Linked DNA regions of Mus musculus: region 2 is linked to region 1. Evidence: chromatin loops called from intact Hi-C (ENCODE). Cell type or tissue: gastrocnemius. All regions are shown on one strand. Each heading gives the region's core, and the rest is flanking DNA. Links, peaks and the distances in the headings are about the cores only.

Region 1 (4,387 bases), core at 283-4,282:
GACTTAGGGGCCTCCATGCTCTCAGCCAGGGCTGGTGCTGGATGCAGTCTGGGGCCCTTCCCTGGGTTAAGTGGGGTCACACAGGAGCAGTCCCAAGCAGCTACACAAGCAGAGCCCAGCACAGTTCCCCAGCTCCATCCAGATGCATGTAGAGTGGCCCAAACACCACCCTCCCAGAGGGGACACTAGTCAATAAGCCCCCTCTGGCTGCCACAGCCCCTCCTGTCCCAGAGAAAGGGTCCCAGCATCATGTTAGGGAAATAACCATATCAAGTTGGCTAGAGCTCAGGGGAGAACAGGCCAGAGATTGTGCACATACACAGAGTGTGTGTGTGTGTGTGTGTGTGTGTGTGTGTGTGTGTGTGTGTGTGTGTGTGTACATGTGCAGGCACACATGTGCAAATATATGCAGATGTGTTAGACTGGGGCGTGTGAGCTCTGCCAGCCTCCTTCCCGAAGTCACCGCCTCTCCTATCAATTTCTCACCCAGACACTCTCCATCTTCCCCCCACTAGTCCCTTTCATTAATTAAAAAGATTTATGCCCACGAGCCCTAGCCCCTGCTTCTTGCTGGGAACTGTTAGATTGTTCTTGTTCAGAGTAACAGCAGCCAGCTCTCTGTGGGCACACACATCCTCTTATTTCTGTCACCACCACGCCCTCATGCCCTTCTCTGTCCACCCCTTTCCCTCCTTCCACCTTAGACTGAGTGAGGTGGCTCCCTGGCTCAGGCTCAGCTTCTGAATCGGGCACAGCAATGAATCCTAGCACTCGGGAGGCAGGAAGATCATGCATCAAGGTCACCCTTTACTGCATAGAGAGTTTGTTACCCTGGGTCACATGAGACCCTGCCATCCCCCTACCCAAAAATCCAGTCCCATGAGGACAAAGGTGACTGCCCCAAGACACAAATCAATGCTGTGACCCTAGACTGCTGTGTTCCCCTCCACAAATCTCCAATGAGGGTAGTCAGGGAGGGAAGAGCTGGCAGGGTCTTTACACATTTAATTGAAAGTTACTTCGATTAATCTTCTACCTCACAGTACCTATGTTGGGGTACATGTGTGTAGCTAACCCCACTCCCCGCCAGCCTCAAAGGGCCAAAGTGGGGAAACCTGAAGGGGGACCCCACTCAGTGTGATAAGCCCACAGTCAGGCAAGGCCCCCTGAAATCTAGAGCCCTGGTTTGTTGCAGAGAGTGAAAGGCATGTTAGAGAAAGGTCTGGACTCCATCAGGATCTGTGGGTGTCCCAGGTGACAGAACAGGGTGAGGAGAAAGAGGGGCACACTCAGGACAATAAGAGGAGCTGAGAAGAAGCAGGGTCCTCCCTCCTCCATAGCCTCTCAGGCCCTCCCCACCTGTCACCCCTGCCCTGGCTTTTGTTTTATTTCCAGCAGAGAAGATGAAGGAGTGCGAGGCCTGTTTATGGGAGTCATAAAATGTACCTCCAGCTAGCCCAGCGGGGCTCACACCACCAACAGTGAGAGAGTCAGTGAGCAGGCTCTCAGCTGCCTCCACTCTCTGCGCTCTCTCTCTCTCTCTCTCTCTCTCTCTCTCTCTCTCTCTCTCTCTCTCTCTCTCTCTCTCTCTCTGATTCTGTTCCCTTCTCTGTCCCTTTCTCAGGTTCCCTTTCTTTCCTTCCTTCCTCTTCCTCCCCCAACCCACATCCTCCTCTTTTCCTCTGGTTTTTGGAGACAGAATCTTACCGTATAAGCAGGCTTGCATCCAACTCATGCTCCTCCTGCCTCAGTCTCCCTGAGTACCACACACACCCGGCACAATTACTTTTTGCCACTGGAATTTCACTCCAAAGCTTGTCTTGGGGTTTGACTGACAGCTTTTGTCTGCACCGCCTCAGTGGCTAGACCCACGATTTACACCCCACCCCACCCCCACCCTCCCACCCCCGCAAGGCTCGGAGGTCCCAGGCTGCTCCCCTAGGGGCAGCTGAGAGGGCTTCATCCAGGCTAAGGGCCTTCCTGAACACAGGGCTCAGAAGGACAGAGGCACACACATCCCTGAGGGAAGCACAGCAGCTCAATACTTTGCCACTTCTAGACACACACTGGAGCCTCGGGCCGACAGCCCCCTTGTCCCCCCAGGGGAGACAAGGGACAGAAACGGAGCAAGAAGACAAACGAAAATATAAGCTTGGTTCTTTCCTGTGCCTGGTTTGCTTTAATCCCGTCTCATGGTTAGACAGGAGAGACAGAGACAGAAGAGTGACCAGAGAGGAGGGGCAAAAAGCTACTGCAGACCCCTGGCGGCCAGGCAGGGAGAGAGCAAGAAGCAGTGAGGACCAAGAGGGAGGGTGGGGACCGCGGGAAGCTCCAGACACAAGACCCCGCGAATCTGACATACAAAGGCCAAGGTGGGTGGAGGCAGACCTGGAGTCCAGGAAGAGGAGAGGAGGAGGGAGGGGACAGCACGGAGGGAAGAAGGGGAGGCAGAGAAGGAGAGGGAGGAGGGGACTCAGAGGAGAGGGGAGGGACAAGACAGGAGAGGGGCCGCTCGGGAGGAGGCCCCGCTCCGGCAGACAGCGGGTTAAGCGTCTCCGCGTGAACTTCCGGATGTGACACAGGCCGGGCCCGTGTGAGCGGAGGAGCCGCCGCCACCCTCGGCCGCGATCCGCGGGTCTTGGCCACTCGGAGACCCTGGCACCCGGCGGGGACCTCGGGGACCTCCTGCCGCGATGAGCTCCAGGCCGTGACCTCCCGAGCCCAGGACAGGCGGCGCCGGCTCATGGCCCGGAGGGTAGGTGACTGTGCCGTCCCGCCCTGAGCCTCTTTCTGCCTCTAAATGTCCCTTTTTGCCCCTTAGAGTTCCTTCTGCCCCTCCCTCTATTCCTCTCTGTCACTCTCTCCCCCTCACCCCCCCTCCCCTACTCCCTCTATCTCTTGGGTCTTCCCCATCTCTACCCTCTTCCTGTCTGCTTTTCCCCAGGCTTCTGTTGTCTGAGACCCACCCTGGGGTTAGGGGTGGGACATCTCACCAAGCTGCCAGACAAGGGAGAGCAGGGGAGAGATGCGAGCCCTGAGTGTAGGGAGGTTTGGAGACGAACCTGGCAGGAGGTAAAGACCCCATCGTCTGGGTTCACGGTGGGCAGCTGGGAGCAGGTGAATTCACTTCAGGATGCTTAGAGAAGTTAGCCTGCGGAAGCAAAAGAGGAGTGACAGCCACCCAGATGGCCCAGTGCGCCCAGGTCGGCTGGAGAACACAGGACCCTCTGCCTCATACCAGTGAGCCCTTTGCCTCTTGGCGCCCCAGTCTCCCCACTGCTAAGAACCGTCTTCTACCTGGAGATCAAAGGTCCTGCTGCCCCATTGTGATTCCGTAACAGGAGGACCCAGAAATCTGGCTCCTATACTCTTGTTTCTGGTTGGGACTGTTTGCATGGTAGAATAGGGTTACCCTCCCCCAAATGTATTTATTGACTGTTGTCTGATTGTGCTAAATGTCTTTCATTTCCTCATTCATTCAATTCCAACTTGGTGCTAGGTGCGCTCTGACTGACTGACTGACTGTCTGTCTGTCTCTGTCTCTGTCTCTCTGTGTAAGTATATGTGAATGTTTCTCTCTCTCTCTCTCTCTCTCTCTCTCTCTCTCTCTCTCTCTCTCTCTCTCTCTGTGTGTGTGTGCGTGTGTGTGTGTGTAGTTGTCTCTTGCAATTCGGGGTGTAGTGCTCTAAGCCTGCATGCTCTGGAGAACCTACCCTATAGCATACATGTGCATATGTATCACATGCATGTGCATGTCGGCTGTGTGCCCAACTCTGTGTGGATATGGGTATGGTGAATTTACATGTTGGATGTGATAAATTGTTAAGACATTCAGAGGTGTGTAGTGTAATAGCACTCCAGAGGTCAAAGCAGGAGAATTGCTCTGAGTTCCAGGCCAGCATGGGCTGCAAAGTAAGATTCTATCTCAAAACCAAACAAAGCTGGTAGAGCCCTGCCTAGAATCCCCCAGTGAGGGGGCTGGGGGCGTGGCTCAGTGGTAGAGCCCCTGCCTAGAATCCCCCAGTGAGGGGCTGGGGGCGTGGCTCGGGGGTAGAGCCCCTGCCTAGAATCCCCCAGTGAGGGGCTGGGGACGTGGCTCAGTGGTAGAGCCCCTGCCTTGAATCCCCCAGTGAGGGGCTGGGGGCGTGGCTCAGTGGTAGAGCCCCTGGCTAGGATGCACCAGGCCCTGGAACCCAATACTACAAAAATAAAACATACACTTGTAAAATAAATAGGAAGAAGCTGTGCATATGCAGGTGAATTTTTTGGATTTTTCCAGGTTGTACCTCCTGTCAGACCCTGTGCTTTCCTCGCTGTTCTCCCTCCCTGGCTGGTTCCCCCAACATCTCTGTCTCTATGCTTCTTTGCCATTATCTCTCCCTCAGTT
Region 2 (4,387 bases), core at 282-4,281, 83 kb before region 1:
TCTCCAATAGTAGGTCAAGAGTTTCTGCTGTTATTTCTGTAACACAGATGAGCATGGGGTGGGACAGAATCTCTACTGTGGACCTGGGTTTCTGGGCAGAAGTGGTGAAAGCATAGTACAGGAGGCAAGGGCATTTGTGGGTTGGGACTGGACACAGGTGGTCAGTGTCAGCACATAGAGTGTTCTGAAATGCCTGTGTCTGTCGGGTGATGAAGGTAATAAGCAGCCACCATGTCTGAGAAATGGCAGCAAACTGCTCTGAGCAGGCTGTGGCTGTGAGCAGAATGCATGGTACATCTCTACGGTCTCCTGGCTTAAGCAACTTTGCATCTCAATGTTTGTGTATGGCCTTGTTTCAGACATATCAACGTAGGAAGCAGATTTCAGGCGGAGATCCCAGAACTGCAGGAGAGGCTGCTGGCCAGAGTGGATGAGAATGTAGCTTCTCTGGTCTGGAAGCCATGGGGAGATGTGATGACCAACCCAGAGACCCAGGACAGAGGTGGCTGAGGCTTTGAGTCAGATCCCAGGGCTCCTTCTTTCTTATCCAACCCAGGAAATGTACCCTCGGCCCAGCATCTCTCCCTCGTTGCATTGCCCTCCCCCACCTCTTACTTGCCAGTGCAGGTGCCAGGCCAGGGCTTCTATGGTTCCTCTTTGTTCCCCTTATTCAGACTGCCTCCACCTTGGGAATGTAAGGGAAAGGGAATTGACCAGAAGCCCCTGTGCTATGGGGAAGGCTAACTGTCTCATGTGCCTGACTTCATTTCTTCTTCCTAATGTTCTTCGGCTTTGCTGGGACCACAGTGATGGAGCTCTGCAATGTAGCATGCTCCAGTGTGATGCCAGGAGGGGGCACCAACCTGGAGCTTGCCCTGCACTGCCTGCATGATGCCCAGGGCAGTGTTCAGGTGAGACCCTAGGCACCCTGTACACCTGAGGCTGGGCTTTCTGGGACTTGGATGGCCCAGCTGAGGGAAGGTGAAGATCTAAGTCTGCAGAGTACGGGAGTAAAGGCTGGTCAGTTACAGGATTTGTCTGTCAATTATAGATCCTCTAGGACTGCAGTTCTCAACCTGTGGGCCATGACCATTTTGGAGTTACCCAAAGACCAATTAAAAACAAAGATATTTATATTATGATTCATAACAACAGCAAAACTACAGTTACAAAATAACACTGAAAATAGTTTTATGGTTGGAGGTCACCACAACATAAGGAACTGTATTAAAAGATCACAGCATTCAGAAGGTTGAGAACCACTACTCCGGGAGAAAGGGTTCTGGGACAGTGTAGGAGGAGCAGTGTTTAAGACCTGAGACTTAGTCCTGGACCATGCTTTCTGCCAAGCTGAGGGGCAGTGTCTGACGTGTGTATACTGAGTACCACTGGAACAGTGTCTGACATGTGTATACTGAGTACCACTGGGACTCAACCATGCAGGGCTCTGCTCTTGCTATTAATACTCCATTGTCTTATCTACGGAGTCTTTAGACGTTCTGAATGGAAATCTTTGGGAGGTTTGGTTTTGTTTTTGTTTTCAGAGTGTCCCTGCCTGTCCTGGAAATTACTCTGTATCCCAGTTTGGCTTTGAACTAAGAGATCCACCTGCCTCTATCTCCCAAGTGCTGGGATTAAAGGTGTGACCACCACTAGGTGGAAATCCTCATTTTTGTTTTATATCAGATCCTAAAAAAGGTCTAGTCCTCACTGGGATTAGAGTAGCCCATACCTCACAGGGCTTGTAATTCGAGAGTCAAAAGCTTTAAAAGTATATTGCTGAGGGATGTGGTTGCTCACACCTGTGCTTCCAGCACTTGGAATAAGTTTAAGACCAGCCTGGGTTACAGTATGAAGTTCTGTCTCAAAAGTCAAAGGCCAGTGGCATAGCTCATATGTAAGGTCCAGGCTCCATCCCCGGCTGAGCTGAAAGGAAAAGGCAGCCCAGGATGAAGTGCAGAAGAGGGAATAAAACGGAGTGCCCACTGAGATGGCACTCTTCTAGGCAGCAGCCTCTGGTGGGTAGGAGAATGTGCCTCCCAAACCCACACACAGTATTCTTCATGAAAATGTCATATTGTGAAGGCAAATATGATATTCAAAGGGGTGCTTAGTGAAGTCATCATGGGCCAACAAATTTTCCACCAGCATAAGGACCAAACACCTGTAGGTCACCTTGAACAAGTTGACTATAGAGACATTTGTTTTTCAATGAAAGAAAGAAGAATGGAGACAGTCCCTGATTCCCATGCCTTGTGACTGGCCCACATCTCCTGTCCTTCCAGGTTGCCCTGGAGACTCTGTTACTCAGAGGACCCCAGAAGCCCCGGACTCACCCACTGGCTGACTATCGATACACAGGTGACAAGAGAAAGGGCTGCATGATAGCGGGGACCTGGCTGATTCCTGCCAGGGCTGATAGCAAACTTCACTTCTGCCTCTTCCCCTTGGCCTTCTTTCCAGAGCCTTTGTTTGTCTTTCTGAAGGGGTCTGTTCTTTCCAGGGGGGATTCAGCAGGCACTGCCTTGAGTTCACTAAACCCACCAGCCCTGTTCCATCATTCACTCAGAATTCTTCCAGCAAGATCAGTGTTCCTGACTAGAGCAGGGGATATGAACTTAAGCTGAGCACATCAAAGTCAGGCAGCTTGAGCCCACCTGCTTTTGTTAGGCCACTAAGGCCCCAGCCAGTTGCTCACATCTATAGCATGAGGATAGTGAGTCCCCAGCTTTGTAACACCAGGGAAGACTGAAATTAGTACATCATCAATGTTCATAATGTCAGTCAGGCTGTGGTCCCTTGAGAAAAACCTACCTTGCCCTGGCTGCTCCCCGGCAGGTTCAGACATCTGGACCCCCATGGAGAAGAGGCTCTTCAAGAAGGCATTCTGTGCCCACAAGAAGGACTTTTACCTGATACACAAGATGGTAAGATGACAGAGGGCTGGGGCAGCAAGCCCTGCCTCGAGGGCACAACTGTCCCTACCTGCCTGCAGCACATTCAGTACCTTGTAAGCGGCTTGTTACGCTTCAGTACCTTAGAAGGCTACCCTGCTGCTGCACTGCTTCTCATCAGTAAGTGCTGCTCACTCCAGCTCAGCACTTGCTGCCTTTCTCTGTCCTGATTTACTCCTGTGCATGTGCTGAAAAATACATGAACATAAAACCTAATTCTCTCTTCTGTTTTTGTTGTTGGTGTTTGTTTTTTGGTGTTGTTTGTTTGTTTGTTTGTTTGTTTGAGACAGTCTCTCTATGTAGTTCTGACTGTCCCACTATGTAGACCACGTTGGCTTCAAACTCACAAAGATCCACCTGCCTTTGCTGGAATTAAAGGGATGTGCCACTACCACCCAACTCTTTTCTGTTTTGTTTTGTTTTTTAAGACATAAAACTACACATAATCAAGGTACTGGGACAAATATTTTACATATGTATGAATCCATAGGATTGTCACCACAGGCAAGATAGCCACGTCTCTGTGATGCCCCAGTACTTCTTCCTTCCCTGACAGCCTATCGCACATGCCACTGTGCCTAACCCTCCATGTCCCTGGTCAGCCCTGGTCTGTAAGAAAGCTGTACTTTCTGGACTTTTGTATCACTAGGGCAGCCAAACAGCATTTGTTTCACACTTTATCTAGCTGCTTATACTCAGTATACTTACTTTGAGGTTCATTTGTGTTGCATTTATTAATAGTTCACCCTTTCTGCTGCTAAATAATACTGTGCTGCATGGATGTACTACAGTTGTATTTAATCACTTGTAGTTGATGGGCATTTGAGGGGGTTCCAGGCTGGGCAATTATAAAATAAAGTGGTTATGAGCATCATGTACAGAGTCTGCTCTCAGAGCTCACTACCCTTCCCAGCACTGTTTCTTTGGTCGTTTTTGGCTAGAAGGTGAATTCGTTCCTGTTGTTCTTTCTATCTTTCTCAGAAGCAGAAACCAGCTTCCATTTCCTTTTAACTTGGTGCTGTTTCCTAAGCAGAGGATGTGCTTGTTGACTTCTAGTTTGTGACAGCACATAAGCAGTTTCAGATCCATGTGGAGAAAGTGTACTCTGGAGTGAGGTGCTCACTTGGCCAATTAATTTCCTGGGAAAGTTTCCTGGGCAGCCAAAGTTTCCTCCCATCCTACCTCCCTTCTGCTGCCTCCTCTGCTTGGTGCTGGGAATGGAACCCACGTCCTCTTTCATAGTAAGCAATCTCTCTACCACTAGGTCCCACCTCCAGCTCTCCATTTCTGTTCCCTCCACCACCATCCAGAGGCTCTTTCTTTCTTGATATAAGGCATCAGTGTGTAGCCCAGGCTGGCCTCAGGCTCTCAGTCCTCCTGCCTCAACCTCCTGAGATCTAGGATTATGGCCCCATGTCACTCACTACACTGGG

The links. Hi-C counts contacts between places; a loop is a spot of excess contacts. Peaks named below come from ENCODE experiments on the same cell type or tissue, not always from the same donor. Only the 100,000 strongest peaks of a DNase experiment are listed, where the experiment ranks them.
Region 2: a loop joins it to region 1, with 2.5 times the contacts of the local background. A loop is called at or near these places in 1 of 42 quality-filtered maps.

The regions. Positions count from the first base shown.
Region 1 is chr7:16,172,813-16,177,199 of GRCm38, forward strand. It overlaps Meis3 (Meis homeobox 3), which reads left to right and starts at 2,583. Exons shown (of 13, transcript NM_008627.4): 1 at 2,583-2,755. The coding sequence starts at 2,744. In gastrocnemius, for the core only: a CTCF peak has its summit at 2,266 (motif pointing left); DNase peaks (open chromatin) are centred at 2,346, 2,540 and 3,069; H3K4me3 peaks cover 1,649 bases; H3K27ac peaks cover 1,441 bases.
Region 2 is chr7:16,090,001-16,094,387 of GRCm38, forward strand. Zfp541 (zinc finger protein 541) reads left to right here. Exons shown (of 16, transcript NM_001099277.2): 10 at 360-502; 11 at 808-911; 12 at 2,286-2,361; 13 at 2,839-2,927. Among named protein-coding and RNA genes, the nearest start is that of Napa, 6.4 kb to the right of the region's middle. In gastrocnemius, for the core only: no CTCF peak of the experiment used is centred there; no DNase peak of the experiment used is centred there.